Regions from separate parts of the Homo sapiens genome. Here regions 2, 3 and 4 are each linked to region 1. A link is a loop called in an ENCODE intact Hi-C map of the cell type or tissue named here. Cell type or tissue: heart left ventricle. All regions are shown on one strand. Region 1 has its middle 200 kb from the start of SPHKAP. Region 2 overlaps SPHKAP (SPHK1 interactor, AKAP domain containing). Region 3 has its middle 150 kb from the start of SPHKAP. Region 4 has its middle 40 kb from the start of LINC01807.

The links. A loop is a pair of places that touch in the nucleus more often than their neighbours do. Peaks named below come from ENCODE experiments on the same cell type or tissue, not always from the same donor. Only the 100,000 strongest peaks of a DNase experiment are listed, where the experiment ranks them.
Region 2: a loop joins it to region 1, with 6 times the contacts of the local background. A loop is called at or near these places in 3 of 110 quality-filtered maps.
Region 3: a loop joins it to region 1, with 2.7 times the contacts of the local background. A loop is called at or near these places in 3 of 110 quality-filtered maps.
Region 4: it touches region 1 in a loop (6-fold over the local background); 7 of 110 quality-filtered maps call a loop at or near these places.

The regions. Positions count from the first base shown.
Region 1 is chr2:228,374,055-228,382,054 of GRCh38, reverse strand. No RefSeq gene overlaps it. Among named protein-coding and RNA genes, the nearest start is that of SPHKAP, 200 kb to the right of the region's middle. In heart left ventricle, no CTCF peak of the experiment used is centred here; no DNase peak of the experiment used is centred here; H3K27ac peaks cover 2,727 bases.
Region 2 is chr2:228,046,040-228,054,039 of GRCh38, reverse strand. All of the region lies in intron 3 of SPHKAP (SPHK1 interactor, AKAP domain containing), which reads left to right. Among named protein-coding and RNA genes, the nearest start is that of SPHKAP, 130 kb to the left of the region's middle. In heart left ventricle, a CTCF peak has its summit at 4,967 (motif pointing left); no DNase peak of the experiment used is centred here.
Region 3 is chr2:228,324,317-228,332,316 of GRCh38, reverse strand. No RefSeq gene overlaps it. Among named protein-coding and RNA genes, the nearest start is that of SPHKAP, 150 kb to the right of the region's middle. In heart left ventricle, no CTCF peak of the experiment used is centred here; no DNase peak of the experiment used is centred here; H3K27ac peaks cover 1,481 bases.
Region 4 is chr2:228,647,842-228,655,841 of GRCh38, reverse strand. No RefSeq gene overlaps it. Among named protein-coding and RNA genes, the nearest start is that of LINC01807, 40 kb to the right of the region's middle. RefSeq lists an enhancer at 3,612-3,781. In heart left ventricle, no CTCF peak of the experiment used is centred here; no DNase peak of the experiment used is centred here; H3K27ac peaks cover 2,236 bases.

The DNA.
Region 1 (8,000 bases):
ACAATGTGATGTTTATAGCAACCTGAAGGTTTCCCAACAAGGTAAGAATAAAACTGAGCTCCTTAGCCTGACGTACAAAGCCCTGTGGGTCTTTCCAGTGGACTTCTCTCCATTCATCTTCTGTCATGATCCCCAACCCCCACTCTGCTCTAGCCACACTGACCTCCTTTCTGCATTTTAATCTAAGCACTTTCTTCCCGTCCTTCGCAATATAAAATTTTCCCTGCTTGTTTCAGTGTAATCATTCATTAATATTTGTTGGACATATGAATGAATAAGTACTAACAGAGTTTAAGGAATTGAAATTCAAGCTGGTCATAGGGCTTGGTGTCAACTCTTTTAACTTTCTGCTGGCTTCTTAATATAACTGGAAAAGGAGGCTGTCCTAAAAAGATTTGGTTTATGTTAAGTTCACTTTTATTGCGGCTGTTCATTGATGGGTTGATAACATACTAAATACATAGCCTATCTTTCTGCAATATTGTATATTATACCAAAACAAAAAACTCATTGAAAATTAGTCCTAATATCTTTACAGGAAAGACCTCAAGGAAATCCATGGCCCAAATACATGTAGTGACCATAAGCCATTTCCTAGAATGACTGTTTGAACCCTATTTAAACTGTAAACATAGTGTTGATTATCCCCATGACCTGGTGAAATATCCCAGAAACACTGGCATTTTGGATTTCAAACAATATGATCAGACTTGTCATGTCTGAAAGTGTCTCAAATATTATTTTTCAGCCCATGAATCCAGATTCATCTTTGTACAAAATATTCTTGCATAGACAGATAGAAGATATTTAACAAGTACAAACAGAGGAAACCCACTTAAATTTGAATTTGAATTTCAGATAAACAACACATTTTTTAGTATACATATGTTTTATGCAATATTTGCAACATACTTATGCTAAAAAAATTTTGTTCTTTAACGGCAGTTTCAATTTGACTGGAAGTCCTGTATTTTATCTGTCAACCCTGACTAGGGCCTACTACTGAGTGATGTCTCCTCCAATTGGTATACATACAATACCTGTCCTATGTACTAAGCACAAAAGGTTAGCATCTGCTACCTGCTGCCTTAGACTTTCCAAATGCAAAATATTCACTGATTGCCTCGCACTGTAGGTCTTAATAGGGACTTCGACCCTAGTTTAGTAAGGAATTGAGCCAGAGATGTGAAAATATAAATTTCTTCATTCCACATCCATGTCTGTTTCCATTGGCAGCACATTTTCTTTTCCTCAAAATCTTCTGAGAGTCCATTAAAAATTGCTTGGTTACATCATTCATCTAACAAACTGCTGTTTAGTCAGTTATTCAGTCAAAACTCCAAAGTGTTTTAAGATGATAGCATTAGTGGGAAATGGTTTATGTTTCCCAAATACTATAAAGTATCCAATAAACCTAGATGGGACATAAAATGTGGCCTCACTAGGGAGCTATCTCCTTTATGTGCAGGGTGAGGTCAACATTTTCACTTAGCAGGCAGAATTTTTCATCCACTGGGGAAACATGATTATTATAATATATGCTGTATTAGTCCATTTTCACACTGCTATGAAGAAATACCTGAGGCTGGGTAATTTATAAAGAAAAGAGGTTTAATTGGTTCACAGTTCCACATGGCTGGGGAGGCCTCAGAAAACTTGCAATCATGGTAGAAGATGAAGAGGTAGCAGGCACCTTCTTCACAAGGTGGCAGGAGAGAAAGGGCATGTAAAGAAAGAACTGTCAAACACTTATAAAACCATCAGATCTTGTGAGAACTCACTCACTATCATCAGAACAGCATGGGGGAAACTGTCCCCATGATCCAATTACCTCCCACCAGATCCCTCCCTCGACATGTGGGGATTATGGGGATTACAACTCAAGATGAGATTTGAGTGGGGACACTGAGCCAAACCATATCATATGCTATGTTTATTTTTAATGATTGTGTTCCTAGTTTGTAAACCCAATTTTCTTTTTCTGATAGGCATTTAGAGTGGGAAAAGAAGACATAAAAAGTGAACTTTTCAGATTTTTGCTAATAAGCGTATAAATGTATCTATCTGTATACCTATCTGTCTTCATATCTTCTATTTATAACAGAGGGAAACACAGGCTTATGCTTAGCCCCTACCTGTCTTATGGGGAAGTTTAAGCAAATGAGTATCTGTTCTCTCTTTTGCATAGATCTTCTCTCAACTGAATCTTTCACATTGGCTACTAAACATGTTAATCACTTCCCATAAAATAATTCTTCCCAGATCCTAAACCACCCATAGCTACTTCCTTTTATTCCTTTTCTTTACTCTACTTTCTTTTATTCATTCATAGCTGAACTTGTCAAGGTTTTTCATAGTCACTCCATTCTGACTTCACTCCCACTGCACTCTATACCTGCTGAACTATTTATTACTTCTGCCTTTACCATTCATACAACCAGCTCTCTTCAAGATTATTATATTACACATTGTGTAGATAAATCCTTAGCCTCTGTAGTAAGCAGAGTTATGACGACAAAAGATGTCCACGTCCTAGTCCCTAGGACCTGTGACTATGTTATGTTATATGGAAAAGGGGAGTTAAGATAACATAAAATTAAGTTTGCTAATCAGATGATCTTAAAATCTTGTATTATCCAGGAGGGCCCAATGTAATGACAAAGGGCCTCAAAAGTGGAAGAAGGAGGTGCAGGAGAAAGAAGCAGAGAGATGGAAGGATGAAAAGAACTTGACCTGATGTTGCTGGCTTTGAAGATGGAGGAAGAGGCCTTGAGCCAAGAATGCCAGTAGCCTGTAGAAGCTGGAGAAAGCAAAGGAATCAGTTCTACCTAGCGCTTCTAGAAAGAAATGCAGCCTACCAATGTGATTTTACTTGGTGAGATCTGTGCCAGATTTTTGACTGTCAGAACTGGGAGATAATAAACTTATGTTTTGTTAGAGCACCGAATTGGTAGTAATTTGTTACAGCAGCATTAGGAACTAATCCAAGTTCCTTGATCTAACACTCCCCTGGCTTTGCCCCAACTTCTCAGGAATCCCTATCTTTCCAGGCTTTTCCTCTTCTCTGAGGTATTTACAGCCTCATGCTCTGTGCTAAATGCACTTTCTACTTACTCTGTGTTAACCTCACCCAGGGCTCTAATCAGCACTTCTATACAGATAACTCACACATTTTCATTCCTAGCCCATACCTCTTGTTGAGTTCTAGGTCTATAAATATAACCGCTTGGCTGACAGCTGACAGCTCTTCTCAGATGGATCACAGTCACTTCAAAACAAATCAGGCCAAAAAAAAATTAAATCATAATCTTTTTTCCCTTTTAACTTGATCCTCTTCTGGTATGTTCTATCATCTCAGTAAATGGAACCATCGTCCATCTAGTCATATAAACCAGACATTTAGGAGTCATCTTCAACACTTCTTCTTTATCTCTTATATCAAATCACTATCTCACATGAATTTTACTTACTAAATTATTGCCAAAATCCATCTATCCTCTTCTTTATAATCTCCATTGGCACCATTCTGGCTGTATTGGTTTTCTATTGCTGTATAACAAATCAACACAAACTCAGCCGCTTAAAACAACACCCATAATATTAGGTCACAGTGCTGAAGATTAGAAGTTTAGCAGGGTGTGGCTAGGTTCTCTGCTCAGGCTGAAATCAAAGTGTCAGCCAGCTGCATTGTCATCTGGAGCTTGGAGTCCCTTTACAAGATCATTCCTGTTATTGCTAGAATTTAGCTTCTTGCAGTTTTAGCATCAAAGTCCCCATTTCCTTGCTGGCTGTCAGCGGAGGACTGCTCCTTGCTTCTTGAGGCCACCTGTGCACATTCTTCATCACGGAGTACCCTCAAACTTCAAGTCAGCAATGGTGCAGTGAATTTTTCTTCTGCTCGCAATCTCTCTGACTTCTCCTCCCACAACCAGCTGGAGAAAGCTCTCTAAGCAATTTTCAGGACTCAAGTGATTAGAGCCAGACACATCCAGCTAATTTTCCTACCTTAAGGTCAACTGTGCGTATAACATAACATAATCAGTGGTACAATATCTAATATTCATAGATTCTAAAGATTAGGGTGGGCTATCTTAGGGGGCTATTTTTGAAATCTCACCTACAACATTGGCACACGCTATCATCATCACTCTCTGTCCTATGAATTCACTTCCTAATTCATCCACCCAAATCCACTTTTCTCCCCCTGGCAGCCAGAGTGATCATCTCAAAACACACTCCCGATAATTTTAACCAGGTGCTTCCTTTTATTGCTCTTAGCCATAGTCGTGGCCTAGAGCCGTGCTGCCTGATGTGCCTTCTGCAGCCTGGTTTCCTGGACTGTTAATGCTCTGCAGGGAGATCAGAACAGAAACCAAGAGCAAGCGTCTAGACATTTTGATAGTGATTTCACAGAGTAGTTTTATGTCTATAAACTAAACATATACTTGGAGCTTGTATTTTATGTACTTTAAAATTTGTTTGGTTTTTAGTGACGTATTATTTACCTTATTTTATGTAAGTATTGTGCCAAGAAAATTGAAACAAACAAAACTGATTCTCCAGCACTGAGAAATGGGGAAGCGTGGGGCCAGTGAGCTCTGCACAGCCTGGTCTCTACTTCTCCAGCTTCATCTCATGCCATGCAGCTTCTCACTCTCTACCTCTGGCTATAGTGGTGTTCTGTAGTCCCTTTGGCATGCCATGTTTCTTGTGCCTTGCTGACTGCTCTCACTAGGTTACAATCTCCCCATTATATTTTCTCAGATACCTCCAATATGTACTTATCACAGTCTCAATATTTCTTATTTATAAATATGCAAATATTGTTAATGTCTTCATTCCTCCTAAAATGTAAGTTCTGTGGTGTCAGAGAGCTTACCTTCCACCTAAGTGGCACACACCCCGCTCCCTGCACAGTGCCTGACACATTACTGGTGCTCAACAAATGCATACAGAAAAAGAGGATGAATAAATACACAAAGGTATTCCATATTATTCAAATTCAAATAGCGCCTCAGCCAAGTATTACCTGTTTGATCTTAATCATGTTAGTTAAATCTGCTGTTTCATTGTTATTATAGGTAAGATGGAAATAATATTGACAGCTTCACAAGACTGATATGAAAATTAAAGCATGTGCAAAGGCTTTCTTTGAAAACTGCAAGAGGCTTTTAAGATGCAATTAATGAGTTGGTGTAAATTATGTTTCTTCCAACACATTGGCAAAAGGGCGAAATATACAACAAATCTAAAAGTCCTTTGGAAATATGTGCCACAGTCTTTAGAAATATTTAATCTTTGCTTCAATCATAGGGGTTCTAAAATTTTATTCTAACATAATAATCGGGCAAATATGCAATATATATGTAAAAAGATGTTCATTCCAGCATTATTTCTAATAAAAAAGTAAGAAAGACTCTAAATATAACCTCACACGTGAAGGGACTGTGGTAACCTGGTTGGCACAATTTAAGAAACAACCTAAATATGTTTCCCCCATATGAAGAGGGGTATGGACCAATGCTGGTAGAGGGCTGAGTATGGTACACAGTGTGACTGAAGAAAAAAATCTTTTTATACCCAGATACACAATGCTTTGCAGTGACAAGAGCCTACGAGTGTAACCCAAGCCTGAAGATTTATGATCACAATCATAGAGTAACCTCAACCTGAACATGACATGGAGAGGTTAGCTTGAGATTTACACTAACACTGGTGGCAGTGGGGCAGTAGACTCGATCCCCGGCACATAAGCTGTACAACTATTTCTATCAAGAGTCGACTTCTCCAAAACTGGTATCACTATGAGCAGAGAATCCCTGAGGCCTTCCTTTATGGTAGCGATTTAAAAAAAAAGCAACCACTTCTAAAGTAGATGTTTCAGAGGCAGTTATGGGGTTTCCAATCTTAATGAAATAATAACTCTGAGTTTTAAAATGTCTGCACCAACACAAGAGAAGCAATGTTCTCTATAAACACTTAGCAAGCATCCATAATTCTCGATTAATTCTTGGAGGCTCCAAAGTAGAAATACTGGATTGCCTGTGAGCTGGAAGGAGAGTGGCTTGAGACATTAATTTGAATGTAAAAGAAGTATGAATTAATATATCCTTCAAGTTGGTTCTACTCAGTATGCCGAACAAAATGCCTCAACTCTTTTTAAGTAAGAAAAAAAGATATGCTGTTTTGTTACTTCTCTCCCATATCCTTGTGCTCAATTAGGAAAAGATGAACTGATAAAATATACCGAGGACCCACCAGTCTAATTCCTGAGGATCCTTGGCAGGAACAGAGCCCAAATGAGAAAGGGTCTTTCTAAAGGGATGTTGCTTATAACTCACTGGAAACCACTTGAATAATGACTCTGAATTTGGAAGAACCGATCGGTGGAAGCAAACTTAAGTTCTACAGAGATGCTCTACTATGCAGAATTCAATGGTAGGAATAATGGCACAATGGACAATCCATGCTCAGCCTTAAGGCATTTCTGCTCAAATTTTCATAACACTACTGTAGATCCTAGATTTCTCTAATATTGATTAATATCACAAAGCCTATTTAGGATGTGGGTTGGAAGTTGTGTTAGCTAAGAAAAGAGAGCTTTCAGTTACAGCAAAACCATGGAGAAACATTCTGTCAGAAGGTAGAAGAAATAGAAGATTTTTACAAGGAGTACTAGAAAAAATTAATAAAGGAAGAGGGTGAAATATGGGCATAAAATGCACAAGAATAAGTGTATTTAGCAAAAACACATGCTTATGTGGTGCTCATGATGTGCCAGGCACTACTCAAAGAACTTCACGTGTATTTACTCATTGAATAACCTCTATAAGACCTATGAGGATGCTGCCAGTATTAACTGAGGAATGAGAAAACTGAGATGTAGAGGGCTGACAGCCTTTCCAGGTAAGTAGCTGAACTAAGGTTTAAATCCAGGCATCCTGGCTCTAGGCCTGTTTTTCAGCCACCACGCCTTGTAAGAAGTGGCAAAAACAACGTTTTTGTAGGAGAAATTTAATGGGAAGCAAGAATTTGGGAATTTGGCTGGATGAAACATGCAGGGTCCAGGAAGAAGTTGAGCATGCAGAAAGAATTTGGAAATGTGGCCAATAATAGCACCGTGCAGTTTGAGAGTTCATATGGTGGAAACAGCCATGTGGCACTGGCAGCCTCCTTAAACTTGATCTTCCTGTCCCATTGCCCTGGGCTTGGCTTTCCTTCACTACAAAGAACCCATTTGTTACTTCTAGTGAGAAAATTGAAAGTGGCTGTGGGAAATAAAGCTGAAATTACTCAACATCTGAGCAACCTGTTAGAAATGGCAATGACTGTCCTTAACCTTGAAAAACTCTCTCAAATGAAGACTGCTTGTAGCTGATTTCAAAGGTAAAAAGGAACACTGTTTTAATATCTGTGCGTTAAGCCCTTTATGTTATGCTTTGTTAGTCTTCACTGGCTATAATTTTTGCCACCATTATTTTATTTTTTGCCTTTTTGTCAGGGGTAGCACAATCATTAGCTCCTAAAATAATGAGAATTTAAGGTATTAATATTTTTCCTTTTCAGTGATTGTATGTAATTTAGGATTAAAAATACCAATAACTACATACTATTTTAGGCAAAGAAAGGAAATGAGCAAATGTTCACTATTTTAAGATGAGAGCATTATATAAAGGAAATTGTGGCCATAAAATTTAACCAAATCATGATTTATTTCTTATGATGAGAAAAACCTGGAATCGCATGAAAAAAAAAAAAAAATAGTCTCCAAACTGATAGGGAGCCAAGAGACCAACAGTTGATTCGGACAAGACCAAGCTAGTGAGTAGGTGAGTTTATTAGGACTTACATATGAGGCACTCCTGGACTGCAGCAGAACGGCTTTAGAGGTCTGCCCTGTCCCTTGTCTCTAAACCACTTTTAAGCCAATTTTCTGGCTTTTTGCCTACTGTGCTTAAGTGATGAGACTAGTTTCACCTGCTCGTCCACTGAGCCGCATG
Region 2 (8,000 bases), 330 kb after region 1:
TATTAGCTTAAGAGCTGGCACCAGAATTACATTCTGAAGAAATCTTGTCTTTGATGGAAAGAAATGTTTGAAGCAATGCACTAAACATAGGTGATTAAATACATTAATTTATCTCTGTTCCCTCCTGAAACCACACTTAAAGTAGAACAAACAATGTATAAAACCACAAAGGACAAAGAAAATGGGACAATGGATGAGAGATGTGAAATTTTCAGAAAATGGAAACCAAATGTATTGTAGCACAGATAAGAATGCTAAATACATTACAAGACTTCAGAGGGAAATGCCAAGTCATTTCACATCTAAAAATCCAGGAAATAACTAATAATTTGAAAATAGGTTTTAGACTTAGTGAAGTAGCAGGCACATAACCAGGACTCAACCAGTAGTTTTTCAATAAATCAGAGGGACTAAAGGTTTATTCCATAGTAATGCTGGCCAGCATCCAGAGAAAGGTAGGGGAAATTATAGGCCTGAAAAATGAGTTTAAGTGAAAATCTATCCACTAAGACACTCCCCCCAGCCCCTGTGTACCACCAAGATCCAAGAATGCTGTAAGCCAGATTTTAACACACATGCCCAGGCAATAAATTAAAGAATTCCTCTCTGGACAAACAGATTTGTTGCAGGAAGTACAACCTATACATTGTAGACTGAATGCTTGCATTCCTGTGAAATTAATATGCTAAAGCCCTAATCTCAGCATGACTGTATTTGGAAATAGGGCCTATTGCTTCTCAGCTTTTTGTCTAAGATCAAGTACAGAGATAGGGGCTTTGGGTGGTGATAAAGGTTAAATGAGGTTATGAGAATGGGGTCCTGATTTTATAGGGAGATTGCCCTTATGAAAAGAAGAAGAGACACCAGGGGGAAGAGAGATAAGAGCTCTCTTTCCACCAGGTGATAACACAGCAAGAAGATGGCTGTCTACGAGTCAGAAAGAGAGCCTTCAGCAGGAATCAAGTCAGCAGGCACCCTGATCTAGGACATCTAGCCTCCACAACAATGAGAAAATAAATTTCTATTGCTTAAGCCGCTCATCTAATATATTATATTTTGTATGGCAGCCTGAACAGATTAGCTCTTACTATACAGACTATAGTAAGAAGTCTTCTAAGGATATGACTGGGTCCCTTCCAATCAACCTAGAGAGAAATCCATTAGTTAACAAGCACCACTCAGGGGCCTCAAATCTGTTCATCATTCTTAAATATAAATGTATAACAAAGGACAGAGTTTTTAAACTCTCTAACATAAAAGGAATAAAACAAAACATCAAGACTCCAAAGAAAGAAAGAGAAAAAGTTTTAGGGAAAAAAGTAACCTCTCCACAAATAAAGAAATATCTAGAATGTTTATCATTCTTAAAAAGTGTGGATGGGAGACAGCTTTAGGTATTGCTTATTTGAAAAGAGTCTCATTCTAACCCTCACTTTTGATTGATAGGTTGACTCGTATAGACTTCCAGGTTGCAAAAAAAATTATTTTACTCAAAATTCAATGATATTGCTCTGATGTCTTTTGGCTTCCAGCACTGCTATTGAACAGTGTTATATTGTTCTGATTCTTTTTGTTTGTTTGTGTGGCTGTTGTTTAAACTGGAAGCCATGATAATCCTCTCTTTATCCCTGGTATTCTAGAATTTCATGATGCTAAGAATTAGCATTGGCCTATTTTGTGAGCTCTTTTAAGCAAAACTTTTCAGATCTGAAATATTTTCTTATGTTTTATTCATTCTGTCCCCTCTATTTCCAATGTTCTAACTCTACCATTGCCAGTAGAAAATAGATTGGATGTTGGATTTCTTGAATTGGGCTTTAGATTTTTTATTATTTCCTCTTTTTTTTTTCTTTTTGTTCTTTCTGGAAAATCCCCCTTGACTTTATCTTCCAATACTTCAATTAAATTTTACATTTTTGGCTCTCATAATCTTCAAATCCACACCACCTTTTATTATATTGAAACAGAAAATAGAGAAAAATACTTATTGGAGCTCGCTTTTGTTGGGCTAGAATTGGTATGGTCTAAATGTTTGTGTCACTCCAAAATTCATATGTCAAAATGATCTCCAGGGCAGTGGAGATAGAAGGTGGGGCGTTTGGGGGTTGATTAGGTCATGAAGGCTGAACTCTCATCAATAGGATTTGTGCCAGTACAAAAGAGGCCTAAGGGAGCTGCTAGGTGAGTAGGTGAGGATGAAGCAAGAAGGCATTTATGAGGACCAGGCCCTCGCCAGACAGGAAATCTGCCAGTGTCCTGATTTTGGACTTCCCAACCTTCAGAACTCTGAGAAATATATTTGTTTTATTTAAATATTTTCCAGTGTAAGGTATTGTGTTATAGCAGCCTGAACAGACTAAGACAAGAATCAACCATTGAGTTCTAATAATAGCAGTAGACAGCAGTGTACTTCACCTGGGTCTTCAGGTTGTTTTACAGTGGGGTCAGGGGAGCAGCTTACCTAGGCTAGGCAGGCGTTTCTGGATCTGGGTGTTCTGTGTGTCTTTCAACCCCACTTGAACCAGTGGTCTAGCCTCAGAGCACGTTCTTATCAGGGCAATGGCAGGCATAAGCACAAAGAGGACAAGTCCACCACACAGGCATATTTCAAATTCTTGCTTGCATTTCATTGATTAACATCCCCTTAGCCAAAGCAAGTCATGCAGCCAAACTCAAAGTTAAGGGGCAGAAAAGTAGATTTTTTCCTATGGATATAGAAAAGAATGAATATTGAATGAACAATAAGTCAATCTGCTGCATAAGGCAAAAATTAAATCAATAAAAACAAGTTTTAGGTAAAGGAAATATTACAATATACAATGTAGTCCCTACTGAACAATAATTACCTGATCACAACAAGGCAAACACTAAATATTCATTTGCCCAAAATTGTGATATAACAATTCTGAGAAGAGGTAGAGAAAGTGGAGTGGGTGGCCAGGTGCAGTGGCTCATACCTATAATCCCAGCACTTTGGGAGGCCGAGGTGGAGGATTGCTTGGGCCCAGGAGTTCAAAACCAGCCTGGACAACATAGCAAAACCCTGTCTCTACAAAATATACAAAAATTAGCCTGGTGTGTTGGTGGCACCTGTAGTCCCAGCTACTGAGGAGGCTAAGGTGGGAGGACCACCTGAGCCCAGGAAGTTGAGGCTGCAGTGAGCCAAGATTATACCACAGCACTCCAGCCTGGGCAACAGAGTCAGACCCTGTCTCAAAATAAATAAATAAATAAAGGTGGAGTGGGGGAATATAAAAGGCTGATTAATAAGTAAAATTATACACTTAGATCACTTAGATAGAAGAAATAAGACCTGGTGTTCAATAGATCAGTAGGGTGACTAGAGTTAACATTAATCAATTCTACACTTCAAAATCGCTAGAGGAAAAGAATTCAAATGTTTCTAGCATAAACAAAATATAAATATTGAAGGTGATAGATATTTCAGTTACTTTGATTTAATTATGTGAATGTATCAAATTATCACATGTACCCTAAACACAGGTACATCTAATATGTATCAGTAAAAATAAATTTTTAACAAATCCACCATTGATGAGCACCTAGGGTGATTCCATCCGCATATGGTAAAAATTAAATCGGTAAGAACAAATTGTAGGTAAAGGAAATATTGTGAATAGTGCTGCTGTGAACATTCAAGTGCATGTGTCTTTGTGGCAGAATGACTTATTTTCCTTTGGGTTTATACTCAGCAATGGGATTGCTGGGTTGAATGGTAGTTTTAAATTATTTGAGAAACCTCCAAACTGCTTTTCACAGTGGCTGAATTAATGTATTTTTCCCATCAACAGTTTCTAAGTGTTCCTTTCCTTCAAGCCCTGACATCTGCTATTTTTTGGCCTTTTAATAATAGCTATTCTGACTGATGTGAGATGGTATCTCATTGTGGTTTTGATTTGCATGTCTGTGAGAATTAGTAATGTTGATCATTTCTTCATATGTTTGTGGGCCACTTGTACGTGTTTTTTTAAGAAGTGTCTGTTCATATCCTTTGCCCACTTTTTAATGGGGTTATTTGTTTTTTCTTGTTGAGTTATTGCAGTTTCTTATAGATATTGAATATCAGACCTTTGTTGGATGTTGGAGTTTGTGAAGATTTTCTCCCATTCTGTAGGTTTTCTGTTTACCCTGGATAAAGAAAATGTGGTACATATATACCATGGAATGCTATGCAGCCATAAAAAAACAATGAAATTATATTTTTGCAGCAACATGGGTGCAACTGGAGGTCATTATCCTATGTGAATTAAGGCAGGAACATAAAACCAAATACCACTTGTTCTCACTTACAAGTAAGAGCTAAACATTGGGTACATATGGACATAAAAAATGGGAAGATCTGGGGACTGCTAGAGCAGGAAGAGAGGTGGGAGTCCAAGGGCTCACAAAGCTACCTATTAGGTCTTATGCTCACTAGCTGGGTGATAAGATTCATACCCCAAACCTTAGTGTCATGCAGTAAGCCCAGGTGCACATGCACTCCTTAAATCTGAAATAAAAGCCAAAATTATTGTAAATAATACATAAATAATTTGAAGTGCTAAAAACCTCATTCTTTATAATGCAGCAATGTCTCACATTTGTGATCAATAAACAACAGTATACTGGAAGAAAGAGAAGTTAGTTTGGGAAGGGAATCACACTTTAGAAAATGTGGGGCAGAAGGCAGATATTTTTCATTAAGAGGCAAACTGTGCATGTGTATTACTTACATAGTTATTTAAAAGATTTTAAATAGCACAGATTTTTTAAAGGTAATTATGTTTAAACATACATTGATAAGTGTTTGGAGAAGTAACAGTAACACAACAAAAGTATTCATTGAGCACTTCCTGTGTTTTAGACTTTGTAAGCTGTATGTGTTTAAACCCTTCCAAAAATCCTGAGATAGGTACTGTTGTTTTCCCCATTTTATGGGCAAGGATATGGAGCCTCCTAGTGGTTGCATAATTTACACAATCAATAGGAGCAGAGCTGGGATTGGAGCTGGGCTCTCAAGCACCGTCCCACACTCCCTTTCCCGGTCTAGGTTGGTGTCAGTGCAATCGCGTGTTGCTTATAGACAGGAATGCATCCTGAGAATTGAGTCATTAGGTGATTTTGTCATTCTGCAAACATAGAGTGCGCTTACACACATCTATAAGAAACTGCAACACCTCAACAAGAAAAAACAACCCCAATAAAAAGAGGGCAAAGGATATGAACAGACACTTCTCAAAAAACACATACAAGTGGCCCACAGACATATGAAGAAATGAACAACATTACTAATCCTCATAGCCTACTACACACCTAGGCCATATGCTGTAGCCCATTGCTTCTCGGCTACAAACCTGTACAGCAGGTTACTGTTCTGAATACTGTTGGCAATTGTAACACAATGGTAAGTATTTGTGAGTCTAGAGATACCTGAACATTAAAAAAATTACAGTAAAAGTACAGTATTATAATTTTATGGGAACAGTCATATATGCGTTCTGTCATTGATAGAAATGTCATTATGAGGTGTATGACTGTACTTCAGCAAAGAAACAGTTCTACATGATAAAGAGAAGAGAATTTAGAGGTCAAGGACTAGCCAGGAGGGAGTAGGTGAGAGATGAGGTGGAGTTGAAAGATTAAAGAGGAAAAGGGTAATGGTAAATAGGTAAATACCCCCCACCCATCTCCACCCCCCCGTTTCACCAAAAGGTATTCAGATAACCTGCTAAACTCAAAGACTTGAAATGAATGATTTATTTTTCTATGTAAACCAAAGAAGTGACTGAGTTTTACGTCAGGGTTGATCTCCTGTAAGCAAGCTAACCTTGTGGAAATCTTTTGAGGGTGCTCCAATTTCGTGGCAGCGAACTGATGAATTAAAGGTAATCAAAAGGGATTTCAAGGAGCATGGTGTCCCCTTCAGCCCCAGCGGACAATTAGGCAAAAATAAGATACAACTTTTTTCTCCTCCTCGTTGTCTTTAGAAGTAAATCTTCTGTCACTCCCCAGTATTTAAAACGGAAAGCACAGAATCTTATCAAGACAATGGACTCTTCACCTACCAACTTTCTCTCCCAGTGTACTCTCCTTTCCACGTTGAATCCTAGATTAACTCATTCAAAACCCCAGCTGGTCTTTCTGAATTTCCATATCTTAGAGCACACCCATTTTCTTTTGTCCAGACTTCAGTATCAATTTTTAGTTTGTACCTCTGTTGTAGCACTCACTGGAGTCTGTCTTCATTTACAGCTGTCTGATTTCAAGTTTCAGATCATCAAACAGTTAGACTAGTTTAGCCCACCAAACTGCAAGGAACCATGACCATCTCGTTCATCTCATCACTGCATACCACACCTAGCTCTGCGAGCACAGAGGGGCTGTCCTTAAGTGTTCTTTAAAGGGATAAGTGAGTGAGTAAAGTGAATGAATGAATGAATGAATGGACACAAATTAATGAATGAAGTAGCTGTGGGGCTTGGCATGTTTTGCTTAACTTATCTGTAATTCAGTTTCTTTACAGATAACATGAGAGAGTTGAACCAGGTTGTTTTTTGTTTTTTTTTTTTTTTTGAGATGGAGTTTTGCTCTTGTTGCCCAGGCTGGAGTGCAATGGTGCAATCTCGGCTCACTACAACCTCCGCCTCCCGGGTTCAAGTGATTCTTGTGCCTCAGCCTCCCAAGTAGCTGGGATTACAGGCACCTGCCACCACACCCAGCTAATTTTTGTATTTTTAGCAGAGATGGGGTTTCGCAGTGTTGGCCAGGCTGATCTCGAACTCCTGACCTCAAGTGATCTGCTCACTTCGGCCTCCCAAAGTGCTGAAATTACAGGCATTAGCCACTGCACCTGGCCTGAACCAGGTAATTTTTAAAGTAACTTCTTGTTGTCAAATTCTGTGATTTTATGTTGAAATAAAAATACAAGAAACACATTTTCCTACATATACTCACTTATATTTTGGAGAGTTATTCCACTTTTGTTTGTTATCTCATTCAGGTACTGATACTGAAATTTAAAAATGTATTTGGCAAGAGCTATTTGAAGCCCAAGAATATTTTTTATGCTTTTATTCTGCTTTCAAGTGGGAAAATGTTAACTAGAAGTTAACATGTGGAATCATAATGAGGTTGGGGAATGCCAAAAGGATAAACTTCAATGCTCAGCTGCCCTTGCCCAGATAGTGTTGTCTCTTCTTGCCCAAGGAGGGGGGTCTTTTTGAGGCTTTTCTGAAGGCCCTGAATAGAGGGTTCACATATCCTTCAATTACCTCCTGGAATTCTCAGTCTCAGACAGGAAAATAGAATGATATTACAAAGAATTTTTCTTTATTCTTTTTGTTGTTGTTGTTTTCTGAATATACTAAAGCCAGATTAATGAGTGCTTCAGGGAATAAAGTCAGAAACATTGAAATATGAAAGAAACAAACAAAAAACTCAGTTCCCTATCCTGTAGCTGTCAATGATTTTTGGTAGCATTAAAGAATATGAAGTGTTGGCAAGCTTTTTGAATCACCTATTTATTTTTAATACTTGGTTCCACAACTGGAATTTAAGTGCAAAATTTATTCACCACAACTTAGCACCCTGAGCTCGCTTAAGCTACTGCTTGCATCGTAAAGGCCATTTTCCTAAAAGTCATTGCCTAAAACAAGTGAAGTTCAAGGGAGTAAATTAGATGAAGAACACAGAAATCAGGATATACATCGTTTTTACCAACAGAGACCAAAAAAAAAAAAAAAAAAAAAGAATAACAACAGTATTCAGCATGCAGAAAATGTTTTGAAACACGGATTTTTATTGTTTTAGTTTACTTTGAAATATTTAATGAACAAACAAAAATTGCATATATTCAGGGTATACACCTTGATTTGACCTATGTATACATTGTGTACTGATTACTGTAATCTAATTATCACAGCCATCACCACCCATAATTACCGTATGTGTGTGTGTGTGTAGGGGGTGGGATGAAGGCAGTTAAAATCTGCTCTTTATCA
Region 3 (8,000 bases), 50 kb after region 1:
CAAAGATTTAAAAATAGTTATAATCAATATGCTAATCAAAAAGAAGAAAAATAAAAAAGGTGAAAATTTTCAAATAGAACCAGATTTTGTAAAACAGAATTAAATGGACATTTTGGAATTGCAACATACAATATCTGAAATTAAGAACTTTTTGAACGTTTGTAATAGAAAACTGAACAGCAGAAAATATCAATTTTTGAACTTGAGACAGGTGAATAGAAAATAACCCAACTAAACAACAGTAATAATAATAATAGTAATGAGCAGAATGTAAGAGATATATGAGAACCCATCGCAAGAAATGTGTCACCTTTCCATGTGAGTGTTCTATTGAACACTGCTCTTTTGAAAAACAACTGCAAGGTAATAGAGGTAAGATTCGATTGAAGAATAAATAACTATAATGTGGTAGCAACAGAGGCTTCAGGCAGTCCCAGAGTGTGCTCTGAAGCTGAGTTGGCTCTTCAGGGATGCCCATACTTGAGGCAGGGGGCTGGGCTTCTGTTTTCCAAAATTAACCGGGTATTAGATGCACTTGTTGCTGGGAAGAAAATATAAATGTCAAAGAGGTAGTTGCCTTTAACTGAGGGCAAAAATATAAGGAGACACTCAGGTGTAAACAATGAGCGACCATTCCCTACAGACACAAAAATGACTGCCTTTTCCTGAAAAGCGTATCACACCCCAACACACGATGATAGCAGCAATTAAAAGGCCCAACATGTGTGTAACTGGAGCCTCCCAAAAAAAGGAGAGATTGAGTAAAAGCAACATTTGAAGAACTAATGTCTGAAAATTTCCAAAATCTGATAAGAACAACATACAAATTCAAGAAGCTCAGCAAATTCCAAACAAAAAAGTAATATATCATAGTTTAATAGCTAAAAATTAATACAAATAGAAAATATTAAAAATGGCCATGAAGGGGGAAAGCCTTATGGTGGTAAAATTAGAGAGAAGAACATGAATAATGGAATGATCCAGTGCTTGGGACATTTTTTCATGTTTCAGTCACCATACTATGGAAAGGATATTAACAAATTAGAAAACAACAAAAAGAGATGAACAAGATGGTGTGGTCATCCAAAAACCATGCTACAGTTTAGAAAGACCCAGCTGCAGATGACAGGCTTTAGAATAATATCTATTTCCAATAGTCAGTATCCTGGAACATACACTAATATTATTTTGTGAAGTTTGGAAGAGCAGAAATAAAACCAGTGGGAGGAAGCTTTCAGCAAATATAAGTAAAATATTTGTAAACTAATAATGGAACTAGTTTCCTTGTGGAGAAGTCAGCATGCTGTTATAAGAAGTATCCGGAGAGCAGTTAGCCATTCATCTGCCCAGGATCATAGAAAATTCTCAAATTATGTGTGATGGAAAGAAATGTCCTCTAAAGTCAATTGCAATCCTAAAGGTCTAAGTCAAAATTTGTTTTGTTCTTTTTCTACTCGAATAAATGTTCAAAACTTAAGCCATTGCATGTCATTCATGAGGTGTAGGTCATAATAAATAGATATATTTTGAAGTACTTTGTATAGAACTAAAATTTGATACATTATTAAACAATCTTAAAGAGACACAGTCTGTCCACATACGCACTGAAATGTGTGTTTGAGTGAGCAAATCTTTGGTTTGGGGAGGAATTTTTCCACAATTCTTTAATATGTACACCCCATATCTAGTACATATGGCAAAAGGGAAAGCTAGAAGCTGACTGGCAAGAGCTCCTAAAAACATTAATATTGCCTTTAGCAATTAGTTTGTGTCTTAAGCCATTCGTGCTGCCATAACAAAATACCATAAACTTGGTAGCTTATAAACAGAAATTTAGTTCTCACAGTTCTGCAGCAGAGAGAAGACAGGGCAATTTTGGTGAGAGGAACACAAGAAAGGATGGGGAAAGCATAAGGCATTCTTGGAGGATGGGAAGTAGAAACATTTTCTCTTGGATAACCCAATTGCTGAAAGTCATAAATGTACATTCCGCCAGTGTCAAGACATCTTGGTCTAAGAGCATTATTACTGGCTTAATCCAACATCTAATTATGCAAGATTTACTTTCTTTGTATAATGACAGCTTCTTATTTTTTATTAATCCAAAAGAGGAAGTACACCTGAGTTTGTCTTCAGGCAAAAATGAGGCAATGTTTCTTAGCTATTACCTTGAGTGGAGCAGGTGATATAGTGTCCTTTGAGCTCCCTTTCCTATATAATCTAAAAGCGAATCTTTACTCTTATAGACTACTAGAGTGCTGCCAAAATGTTATTTTGTTCATCTCTTCTTAACAAAGTAAGACCATGGCTGATCTAACCTCTAGACTCTTTAACCATGAGGGGGAAAATTTCACTTGGCTAAGAATTCAATTCTTCGACATTTCTCCTAAATTCAAGAATTAGCTTCACAGTTACTTTTTGATGTGGTGAACGTGGACACCTTTGTTTTGAGTCTGGACTTTTCTCCCCATGGATTATTATCAGACTATATTTTTAAAGTGTTGCGTTCCCTGCAGAAGGCATGATATCCTCGGTTTTCCTAATAATTACTTTTATTTTTATTGTTGTTCAATTTTAATATTTTATCATCCCATCCAAGCAATCCTGTCTTCCATGTATGATTACCTCTCTATCCCCCAATAATTTTTTTTCTAATAAAAAAAGCGAAGCAACACAGCGATTAGAAAGAAACAGTCTCAGTGAGTTATAGATTTCACTTTAACCTTAAGAACAAGCCTGAAAATTGTTCTCCAAATGGATAAATTGAGTCCCAAAATAGTAACACACTTGTGCTGACAGATGGAAGAATGTGCATGGCAACTGCGCCTGAAGCACTTCCATCTGTCACCAGGTCTCTGCTGTGTCTATACACTCAAAATTACTCTGTCCGCTCTCAGGCAGTTGTGCAGGTTTTCTTCATTCATTTCACTGTGAAGTGGACTAAACTGCTCACAAGGATCTCTGCAGTAAGAATAATTAAAAATATAACCAGAGAGTCTATCTGTATGGCACCGAAACTTTATCAATTAAAGATATCACCTCTCATGGTTTTCCCCAGATAATACAATTAAGAAAAAAAAAGAAAAAGAAAAAGAAGAGGGTAAGTGGAGTGCAATGGAGCAGGGGAAAAGAAAGGAGAGAGAAAAATCTCCCAGCCAAGCATCAAGAAATACTGCTTTCTTTCCTTCTTTAATAAGAAAAGTCTTTTCATTTTTCATTTTCTTCCTCCTTATACAGTAAAAAATAAATAAGCCATATGAATGTCAAAAATCGAATTCATTGTTCCTATTTGTAAGCAGCATGTAAATATGAGCTTTGAGTCTATAGCCAGGCCACCTGGGTTCACATGCAGGCCCTCTGCTTACCCACACTGGAACCTTCAGCAAATATTTGGACCTTTTTGTCCCTCAATTTTCTCATCTGTAAGATGAAGATGAATCAACATACCTATTCCAATATTAAATCAACAAATATAGATATAAACCTCTTAGAGCAGTGCCTGGCACATGATCAGCTCTCATAAACTTGGCCTGGCCACCTAGCCTGTTGACACCCATGTAAACCTGACCAGGCCCCACCACCTGTTGCGGGACGTCGGGGACCCCGAACGGAGGGACCGGCTGAAGCCATGGCAGAAGAACATAAATTGTGAAGATTTCATGGACATTTATTAGTTCCCCAAATTAATACTTTTATAATTTCTTACGCCTGTCTTTACTGCAATCTCTGAACATAAATTGTGAAGATTTCATGGGCATTTATCCCTTCCCTAATCAATACTCATGATTTCCTATGCCTGTCTTTACTTTAATCTCTTAATCCCATCATCTTCGTAAGCTTAAGATGAATGTCGCCTCAGGACCCTGTCATGATTGCATTAATTGCACAAATTGTTTAAACAATATGAAATCTGGGCACCTTGAAAAAAGAACAGGATAACAGCGATGTTCAGGGAACAAGGGAGATAACCATTAGGTTTGGCGGCCTGAGAGCCAGGCGGAACAGAGCCATATTTCTCTTCTTTCAAAAGCAAGTAGGAGAAATATTGATGAATTCTTTTTCTCAGCAAGGAACAGCCCTGAGAAAGAGAATGCCTGCCTAGGGGTAGGCCTCTAAAATGGCCGCTCTAGGGAGGGCTGGCTTTACGGTTGTAGATAAGGGATGAAATAAGCCCAGGTCTCCCGTAGTGCTCCCAGGCTTATTAGGATGAGGAAATTCCCGCCTAATAAATTTTGGTCAGACTGGTTGTCTGCTCTCAAACCCTGTCTCCTGATAAGATGTTATCAATGACAATGCATGCCCGAAACTTCATTAGCAATTTTAATTTCACCCCGGTCCTGTGATTTCACCTTGCCTCCATTTGCCTTGTGATATTTTATTACCTTGTGAAGCATGTGATCTCTGTGACCCACACCCTATTCGTACACTCCCTCACCTTTTGAAAATCACTAATAAAAACTTGTTGGTTTTGTGGCTTAGGGGGCATCAAGGAACTTGCCAATATGTAATGTCTCACCCAGATATCCAGCTTTAAAATTTCTCTCTTTTGGACTCTTTCCCTTTATTTCTCAGACCAGCTGACACTTAGGGAAAATAGAAAAGAACCCACAAAGAATTATCGGGGGCGGGTTCCCCCGATAACCACCTTGACTGGACATGGCACAGATACACACAGCGGAGGCTTCTGATCACCATGACCCCAGGTGGGCTCCACATAACCACAGTAGAGCATCTACTGCCAGCCAATGCCCTTCTGACTGCAAGCCCAAAGATGGTCCACTCATCATCAGTATCAAGAGGCTTTGTTTTCCTAATATGAGCAGTTTGTGACATTTTGGCTTTAAAAGATCTATTTCACTTCTCCTGTCCTGACCTTCCTCCCCAGAGCCTAGAGTCTGGTTCTAAGCTCAGGAGTAAAACCTTCCCACACAGTGCTCAGTCTCTGGTCACTTGGTGTGTAAATTTCTTTGTATGTATGTGTGTATGTATTTTTATATGTGAAAACTATGTAAAGTTGTGGCTTTTCATATTTGAAGATCTAGGAAAAAAATAGTTTCAATACAATTTAATAGAATTGCAATGAGTTTGTTTGGGTTTGTCATCTGGGAAGCATGAAACCTAATAAGTAGGTGATGAAGGAAATGCCCTGGTGTTTGAACAGTTGTACCACACAGGTTATTCATTCACATATAGTTCAATAAGGGAGGCGGAATGGGAAGCTAGGCCTTGACCAGAGGACCCATTGTTTTTCTGCTTTTCACTTATAAAATTAAACTTCTCAACAAGCCAGTCACAAAGAGGCTTGCTCCCACCATGCATGCCCCCAACCAACAGCACCGAGTCTGCTTCCAGGCAGTGGACGAGCAGGGCTGAGAACTTGCCCCAGGCTAGCCAGCATCCCAGCTGTGAAAGCGAGTGGGGCTTTGTTCTTCCCCACCTGTGGAGTCTGCACACTGGATTCACACCCTCCCCTAAGTTCTGGCCAAGAGACTTCTTGTTCAGTTAAAATTGTTACAAAGTTCAGCTGGAGGTTTCCTTCACCCTGTGATCTTTTCCCAGTACCTCTTGCAGCCTTCTGCAAGGACCCTTGAGGGGCAAGGCAAAAATGGCTTCCTAGGAGACCCAGAGAAACCACAGGTCTTTTCCTGCTGCTTCTTCTACCCCTGTATTTCCCTCGTCTGTCTAAACTGACTCAGTTCCAGGTAAGTTCAGAATCTTCTCCTGTGATCTAGACTTTCAGGTTCTCCAGTGAGGGTATGTGTTTGGGGGTGGATGATCTCCCTTTCCACTTCCACAGTTTGGGCTCACAGTATTTGGGGTATCTCCTGGGTCCTGCAAGAGCAATCCACTTCCTTCAGAGGGTCCATGGCTTCTCTTGGCTTTTCTGATTTATTCCTGCAGTAGTTCTGGAGCAAAAGTTCATGATGCAAGACTCCACACACTGCTCTGTCCATCTGAGTGGGAGCTGCAATCTAGTCCTACCTTCCATCTGCCATGATCTTCTTGATTTGAGGCTTTCATGATTCTTAATTCTCTTAATAATAAATCCATGAAACATTCAAAACATTGGACTTACATTTGTATAGTAAGTACTGTGTCCCCAAACAGTTAAGACTACATTGACAGGAACTTGATAAAAATAGATTAATGGTGACTTTACAAAAAGTGTGTTGGGTTTGTTAGGGAGAAAAAAAGAAAGAGTGCTATGATAACCAATACTTTCACCTTCTGTCTTTGTCTCTTCCAGGTTCTCATGCTTTCTGAGTACCATCATTCAATTCAGGAGTTTGAGTACCCATCACCATCCAGACTGAGACACCAGAGATGGGGTCAGAATGGCTGAGAAGTATGTGCTACCTTTTGTGATAAAATAACAACTGTGAAAAGAAAAACACACAATAATTCCTTTCTCTTCTTACTCATTCTTTCTGTTTTCTTAGTTTTTTTGAAGAATGTTAAATCAATAGAGCCCAAATGCCTTGAAATCACCCAAACAAGGAAACCAAGAAATAGAAAACCTAGAGGATCTTAGCTGTGGCTATGAATTGATCTTTCTGGTTATAAAGATTAAAAAAACTATCTGCAGCAAGCAGGAAATTCCTAGATGCTGCCTGCAGGCAGGTGAGCAGTCTACACTGACCCTAAGAGTAGGAGAAAGACATAAAACTCTTTTAGTTGTGCAGAATGAGGGGTAATAAGATTGAGAGCCTTCTTAATTATAAAATTCAGTGATCTTGTAATCCATCCATCTGGCTTAAAAATGGCGAGGGTAGAACCAAGTCAATAAGCACTGGGCAAGTCTCTCTCCAAGAAGCCCTGCTCCACCTTCCTCTGGTTTCTTCCCATCTACACCCCTGGCCTTCTTTATAAGCCATGATCTCCCCAGTCCCCAGCCCCAATCCCCGCTCTTGCCTGGGTCTGAGGCAACATCTGGCACAGCTCAGCACAAGTAAGAAGCGGTTGTATTTAAGCATCCCATCCCCTCTCAGAAAACCTCAATTTTCTAGTCTCATGTACACTGATAACATATTTTTGCATAGGTTTATTATGTAGCATAATGCCCAGCACATTCTAAGACTATATAATAAATACTTATTGAATGTACAAATAAATGGATTGACAAATTTGAGCATCTTGCAAATATTTGACTTTACATTTCAACATACATTTTCGTATTCATTTTTGATTCTTACACATGGAAAAATCTCCATATATGTTAAAGTGCTTTGATAAACTTGCCCATGCAACATTAGTCCATTTAAAATGTAATTGGTAGTAATACTGTTTAAATATTAGCTTCTGTTTGGAAATACAATAATTCAACATAAGAAATAAAACATCTAGGACAACAAATAAGTAAATTAAAAAGTGAGTATATCTAAATTATTTAAGTGATGATTAAATATCCCATATTCCTTTGATAATTTAAACTGAGCCTCATTTTATTTTTCTCAATACTATTTTTCTAAGACTTATTTTAATTCATTGTGACTTTAAACAGAGTAAAATCAATGCTGAGTAGGATACTAATTTCCTGAAACATAAAGTCTGTAAAGACTTTACTGTACTTAAAAAAAGTTAACTGTCAGAACTTTTTATATTATAAAATTTGGCCATTGTTTTCCATATATGTTGCAATTGTTTTGTACATTTATAATTTGTTGTTTGACCTTTTAAATACTCATCCTGAACATTTAGAATGTTTTATTTTTCAAGATTCAGACTTATAAACATGTTTTTGTGTGGCTTGTCATTTTAGTGATGTAATCAACCTAAAATTTGAAAAACAATTTCTCATCTTTTCTTCTAGTATATTTTGTATTTAAGAAAACATTTTAAAAATAAATTTGATTTATTTATAATACATGTTGGATTTAATTCAGGCAAATATTTTAAGAAAAACATTTCTTCTGATTTCTTCCAATGCATATTGGATTTTTTTTGTATTTTGATTTTGATCCACCTGAAATTTCTTTAAATTAGTCAAATGCCATGAGAAT
Region 4 (8,000 bases), 270 kb before region 1:
AACCATATTGGTTTGGAAAAACTAAGAACACCAGTAAAGAGTAAAAAAAAAAAAAAAAAGAAAGCACTGATGTGTTATTTTTAATCACACACAATAATTATGTCGAACAACATCAGGATTTAAGATAATAGGTGTCAACATTTTCAAGATAATAGCCAACTATTCAGCCTCAACTTCTGAATCCTGGGAGATGAAATGTCTGGATGCTTCTGTCAGTTATGAAGTGGTGGTAATGAGTCACAATAAGGCAAATAGTAAAATAAGGAGGAAATCCCATGGCCAGGATGTGATGGACAAAGGAGAAAAGGGGGAGGACATAAGCAAGGAGAGAGAGCAAGGGAGGGTGTAGAGAAGAGTATTAACTCTGCATATTGTGTATTAACTACACCTTCCTTGTGGAATCCAGTCTTATTCTGATTGCAACATGTTTAAGTGTGTGTTTGCGGGGAATGGACATGAATGAATGCCCAAATTCCTTCCCACTGGTGGGGTACATGCGAGCATACCTGAGCCAGTGAGCATGAAGCTCATGTGAAAGACTTTCAAAGGACTCTCACCATTCATGAGACTGCATGTTGCCACTGTATGGTACCACTTTCAGGAATGAATTTCAGTTTTAAGTAAACTAAACCTCTTGTTTAAAGGAACACATCTGCAGTAGAGAAATAAGATTAAGCCAGCAACATTGACCTCTATTCTGAAACCAAAACAGTTGAAGAAATTTATAAATAAATTATCCAGAAGAGGATGGATGGGATGGTGAGGGAATTCAAAATCATGTTCTCTGAAGACCTTTTTTTAATTCTTAAGGGATGTGGAGGTATTTTCCCTTAAGAGAAGGATCATGGGAGATAGAAGTTTTGCCTTCAAATATTTGAAAAACTGTCATGTGGAAAGACTAGATTAGTCATCTGTGGTCCTGGCAGGTGAACTAATACCTGTTGTGGGAGTTATGAGGAAGTAAACTTTGGTTCAGTATCAGGAGAGGTTTTCTGACAGCTAGTTTTCGACTCTTTGGAGCAGCATTTGTCATTGGTGAAAATCTTCTAAGCTTTTACATTCGGCCTTTATCATTTCACCTCTTAGCTCTTCCTACAGACTGCTTATGGCATTGGTCAAAATAAGAGCCTATTCCCAGAGCAGCATGAGTTTCTAACTTTGCATAGAACACCACACAAATAAATACTATGTACTTAATCAATCACATGGAAAACTGATGCCAAGTATTTTTTTTATCACGAAGACAAGAGTCTTATGCCAACCTGGTAGACTTCTAGTATGCAGCTGAAAAATGCAGAGTTTTTTAGAAGGTCAAAGTCTCCTTTCTTGGACTCTTCCTCCTGGAGTAGCATTCCTTGTACCTGAGTCCTTAAACCACTTTTCAGTTCAAAACCCGAATCTAGGACAGCATTTTAATAAAAGGTTAACATTGAGTAGTTGTTAAAACCGCATGGTTAAAGTTCTTCCTGAGAGTAAAAATGTACTTTCAAATGTTAATTAATTCAACATCTTATGAATCCTGACAGAACAAAATAGCCAGCACGGAAAGAGCCATCACCACCCTCCACCTGAAAAGTTTTCCTGTGGGAAATGCTAAAAAGGATTCATATTATAGCTGTCAGTCCTTTCAGTTTTGCTTGTGTTTTGGCATTATTCACTATGTGTATATTTTTAACAGCAGCCCAATAGCCCAACACAAGAGAGTCTGAATGCTTTCCATAACAGCACCGACAAGCCGATGGCCCAGAAAGTAAACACAATGCTTCTCACCTCTTGTGCCCTTTAGTTTATCAAGGTTTATCACATGAGAGCCAAAGACCTTGGAGGAAGGCCCTTGCATTCTTTGCCTTTTCAGCAAGAAAAGTCATAGTCTGTAGAAGCAGCGAACTTTACAGAGCTTATCTGATTTTTGGCTCAGGGACTCATTATAAAAAAAAAGAAGGACATCGATCAATCCATTTTGAATAGGTCAATATGGAACACTGACAAGAAAGAAATGTTGGGTAATAAATTAATTGAAAGCTCCAAGTAGGGAATTATATAACACAGAGGTAAACATATAGTTTTATGTCATAGCTACATGACATATACAAGTTGAAAATGCAATTTACACGTGTGTTTTATTTAGTAGCCTAACAAATGAAGCAATTTTGCACCTAATTTTAAAAAATGCCACAAGTAATCTTGGTTGTTTTTTTTCCTCACTTTTAAATCCCAATACATTCATCAACACTCTTTTTGTCAACCCTACCAGACCCCACTCACACCTAAAATCTCAAATAATATCCAACTCGAAGAGATTTTATAAGGATTAGATGAGGCAAAGGTATAAAACATATATTCAAGTTGGATTAGCACCTAACACATAGTAGCTATGCAATAATTGTACATTTTTTAAAAGTATCTAATGCCAAATAAAAGAGGTGTCCAATGTCAAAATAAATCCATATAAGGCCACATGGATAGAAAATAATATTTTCCATTTAAAAATGTCTTTGTAGTTGGGCTTCTGAAAAACAGACTCAAAGTTTTTTGTTTGCACTATATAAATCCAAAGTCTGCTATAGTTTCATGATTTATGATAATAATTTTCTCTGTTATTATATAATGCCTCATTATATAATGACCTCATAATTCAACAATATTATATCAATTACTTTTTTAAAAATCTCCCATTGAAAAACTATGAGGCTAAAATTCAGGGATGGCTCAAATGTGATGAATGTGGGTGGGCACAGTTTTTAGTTACCTCTAATACAATCCTGAGACATTTTGTTCTAAAACCTGTTTGAATTCTATATTAAAGTAATTCTTTTTCATTTCCACTATCATAGATTTCAAAAATTTATAAAGGAGTTAAAAATTGCCTTTTCTGATTTTAAAACATCATGAATATCTAACTCATGAATATCTAATAAAATTATAGCCCAAAAAATCTAATAAATACAGAATAGGGCATTTTAAAAGTAGGTTCCAACCACTGAAATGAATCAATATTAAAATAGGGTTCTGCCATGACTCAAAACAAGGCAGCTCTAAGGGAAACCATGGGATACACATAAGTTCTATTTATTATCTTTCTGATCTGTGCCTTTCTCCCATTCAGAGGACCTCTCCTCATTCCAGGTTCTCAGGTGCTTATACTCTATCTTTCCAGCCACCATATCTGTTCTCAGTGAAGGATCAGCATTCCTTTCTACTGATACGCACATTTCAGTTTAGAAGTGTATCTAAGGATCAGTAGTAAATTCCTTTCTACTGATATGCACATTTCAGTTTAGAAGTACATCTGGTAGTGGTTAATTGCTCTGAATTATAAAAAGTTTAGTTTCAAATCCTGGAAATTCCACTTATTATCCGTTTTACTTGTGTCTTTTCTGGTTATTGAAAGAATGCACAGGACTCTTCAATATATATTCACACAAGACTCACTTGTAATACCAGGCATATTGTTTCATTACGTGTTATTGAAATTGTGCAAACGACTCTTTATCCTTTGTCAGCCCTGCAATATGGTAAGTGGGCACTTTGTGAGTGATGAAGCAGATGATAAATTCACTGTATACTTGCTTTGGACAACAAAATATTATATACATCCTGGCATGTGCAGGAAAATGAATTTCTTAATCAGATGATATCTAACCTGGAGGTTCAAAAGGAACGATATTTTCTGCTTTAGTTTGATCATGTTTAAAACATTTGTCACCATTAGAGGGGATGCAAATCTAAATTCAGAATAAATATCTATCCCAGTAAAAACCCATCTGCACCCCTCCACAGGCATAAAGCCAATGTAATTCACTTACTACCTAGGCGCAGGTCTGGATTCTCTGGGTATGCAAGCCCACATCACATCACCCTTCAGTCTTTGATGTCACTCCGTGATCCTTTCCGAAGAATGGATGATGGCACCCACTTGTTGGTTCCAGTTCTCCTTCAAATTTGGGAAGGTTTTTCTGACAAGCATAACATATTATCTTCTTTAACTCTCCTTTTGCATGTTCATAATGCTTTTCAAAACATAGTACATCACATGAGGTTTTCTTATTATCTAATTATATAAGGCTTTTTTTCAGAACGTATTACTAGTCCTTTGGCTATGTCCCAGTAATCAGCATAATTCTTAACTACATCTTCCTCTTCAGGCTCTCCTCTTCCTCTTCTTCCTCCTCCTCCTCCTTCTCCTTCTGTTTCTTCTTCTTCTCACTATCTAGTTCTTCCAATACCCTTAGTGTTCTTAGTACCTCATACTGCTTAAATTTATCTTTTCCTTTTTCAGTCAGAATATAGCCATAAATCAGTTGTAATACAGCTGACTTCCAACTAAAATGTTGACCCTCTATCCATGAGCTACCATCAGAAAACCATGCTAACTCTTTTTTTTCATCCTCCAGTAATTGGCCAAATGTGGGTTCCCACTCACTTGTAGGATTAGGTAAATCAGAAGGATTAAAGGCATCCCTTAAAAGCACAGTTACTATTCATGTATGCAATGGATATCTCATATGGTTACCTCTGTTACATGGTCCATATTTTACTCTTCCCATTTAATGAAGAAAAACCTTTGTTTTTAACTTTTTTTTTCTAAGTTCAGGGGTACATGTGAAGGTTTGTTATATAGATAAACTTGTGTTGTGGGGGTTTGTTGTACAGATTATTTCATCGCCCAGGTATTAAGCCTAGTATCTATTAGTTATTGTTCCTGATCCTCTCCCTCTTCCCACCTGCCACCCTTTGATAGGTCTCAGTGTGTATTGTCCATGTGTTCTTATCATTTTGCTCCCACTTACAAGTGAGAACATGTGGTATTTTGTTTTCTATTCCTGCATTAGTTTGCTAAGGATAATGACCTCCAGCTCCATCAATGTTCCTGCGAAGGACATGATCTCAGTCTTCTTTATAGCTGCATATTATTCCATTGGCATATATGTACCACATTGTCTTTATCCCATCTATCACTGCTGAGCATTTAGGTTGATTCCATATCTTTGCTGTTGTGTATAGTGCTGCAATGAACATACATGTGCATGTGTCTTTATAATAGAATGATTTACATTCCTTTGGGTATATTTACATTCCTTTGCCTACTTTGTAATGGGGTTGTTCATTTTTTTTCTTGTAAATTTGTTTAAGTTCCTTATAGATGCTGAATTTTTGTCCTTTGTTAGATACATAGTTTGCAAAAATTTCCCGTTTTTTAGGTGGTCTGTTCACTCTGTTGGTAGTTTTCTTTGCTGTGCAGAAGCTGTTTGTTTTAATTAGATCCCATTTGTCAATTTCTGCTTAGGTTGCAATTGCTTTTGGCATCTGATCATGAAATCTTTGCCCATTCCTATGTCCAGAATGGTATTGTCTGGTTTGTCTTCCAGGGTTTTTATAGTTTTGGGTTTTACATTTAAGTCTTGAATCCATCTTGAGTTAATTTTTGTATACGATATAAGGAAGGGGTCCAGTTTTAGTCTTCTGCATATGGCTAGTCAGTTCTCCCAGCACCATGTATTAAATACGGAAACCTATCCCCATTGCTTGTTTTTGTCAAGGTTTGTCAAAGATCAGATAGTTGTAGGTGTGCAGGCTTATTTCTGAGTTCTCTGTCCTGTACATGGGAAAAAAACTTTTTTATTGCTCTATTAGTCTGTTCTCACACTGCTAATAAAGACATACCTGAGATAGGGTAATTTATAAAGGAAAGAGGTTTAACGGACTTGCAGTTCCACATGGCTGGGGAGGCCTGACAATCATGGCAGAGGGTGAAGAGGAAGCAAGATATGTCTTACATAGTTGCTGGCAAGAGTACATGTGCAGGGGAACTCTCATTTATAAAGCCATCATATCTTACAAGATTTATTCACTATCACAAAAAAAGCATGGGAAAGACCCACCCCCATGATTCAATTACCTCCCAACGGGTCCCTTCCAGTACATGTGGGAAATATGGGAGCTACAATTCAAAATAAGATTTGGGTAGTGACAAGAGCCAAACTGTATCAATTGCCCTCAATATTTAAAGCTTCAAAAATTTTTTTGCTTATGTAGTAAATGCAATTTCAGTCAATAATAAGCCAAAACTATCTCTTGAAGAGAATATAACTGGTAGACGTTTTAGGCACCTTAATAGTTTAAAATCCCAGTGGTCACTGACAGGTGATACATGCCAGTGAGCAGTAAGTGCCAACACTGTTAATGTCATCTGAGCATGGGTATTTTAAGCCCTCAATGTGCTTGAGTGAGCAATGACTTTTCAGAGTTCCAATAAAGACTGTTGCTATTCAGAACGCTATGTAATTCATTTTTTTTTTTTTCTGTGTGACTTTCTAAATAGAGGCTAGCAGAATCCTTAAATGTCAGAAATTTTAGTATGGCAGCTAAACTCTTATTTGAATTTTTGACCTAGCAAGTAAAACAATTTAATTTTGTTTGTTTTGATGGAAGTCACTAGTGGCTCCAGTCAAGCTATTCTTAGGAATTTCTTCTTTGTGCTGACACTTGTAGTTTTTATTTTTTATTTTTTAGGAGGATTCTTCATTCACCCCCAATGATAGTTATATAATTATACAGAACAGTTGTTCAGTTTTAGATTGATTTTAGATCCAAACATTATATCACATATTGATTATATCATCAATATAATGATTGACAGTGCTTTTCAATTGCATTGAATCTAAGTCTTCTCACTAAACTGTACACTAAGCAAAAAATTCTAAATATCCTTGTGGAATAATAGTAAACGTGGTGTTCATCCTACTTAAGGGAAACTGGTGCTGACTTTTCTCCAAAATAGTAATTGTAAAGAAAGAATTAGCTGAATAGATCACTTTCTTTAGCTTGTTATATGGTTTGAATTGTTAATTCCCATCTGGCACAGCAGATGCTATCGAAGGCACCACTTTGTAGAAGCCTATATAATACACTGTTAACCTCTAAGACCCACCAGTTTTCTTCCAGTTTTCATGTGAGAATACTAAACACAGACTTTGTAGACACTAGTTCAACTGCACTTCATATATCTGCAATTAGGACTGAAATCTCTTGCTAATCCCAGATGTTTCAAATGAACCAGTTGAGTTCTTTTAGGTAGTTCTCTTCTAGCATGTGCGATTAAAAACCGGAACAAAAACCAGATTTACCCACATTCATTTTCATAACAGCTTGGATAAGGGAAGAAATCTCATTCAAATTTTACATCCATACAAATAAGATATTCAGCAAGTGGTGATGCAACTGTCACACATAACTTCTTTTCACAAATTTTCATATAGGCTCATAACTTTGCTTTTAAATTTTTTACAGTAATACTGCTATAATTCCATGACATAATCATATTGATATTTAATTTTTATTAAATGGTTTATTCATCATAGTACCTTGTGCACCATTGTTTAACAAACACAATAAAGTTCTTCCATCAGCTTTAGACAATTTAACCCCCACAAATGTGAAGGCCCTAAGTTCCCAGTGGGGGATTTTGCCAAGACCTTGGTCATGGCCCCTCAGAACTGAAGCCTTTTTCTTCACTTTATACCATCTGGTTTTAAAGGAATTGTGGATTTATTTGCACATTTCCTTCAGATTTCTTTGATTCATTAAGGCTAGGATAAATTGGGTTGCTATGCCATAGCTCCTTTAATGTCTGAGGAGTTCGCCCAGTCTGGGACCGTCGTTCATCAATGACCTTAGAAGGCAGCCTATTCATATTCCCCCTTTTCATTGTCTTTATTAACCATCTAAAGACTTCACTTTTCCTAATATATTATTTACCTTTCAAATATGTTATTTCCTTTCTTCTGAATAACTTGAGTCTTTTGCACATGGGTCAGTCCTGCACTAAACTGCAGTTTAGTAACTGCAGTTACAAACAATACCATGACGTGCTCCTTCATGTAGTTTCCCTTTCATAACAAGGTTACATTTGAAGCTCACATCATACGAGAGGAGTTCCCATTGTTATAACAATATTAACCAATTCAATGTGGCTTATAGTCTCAACATATTAACATCCT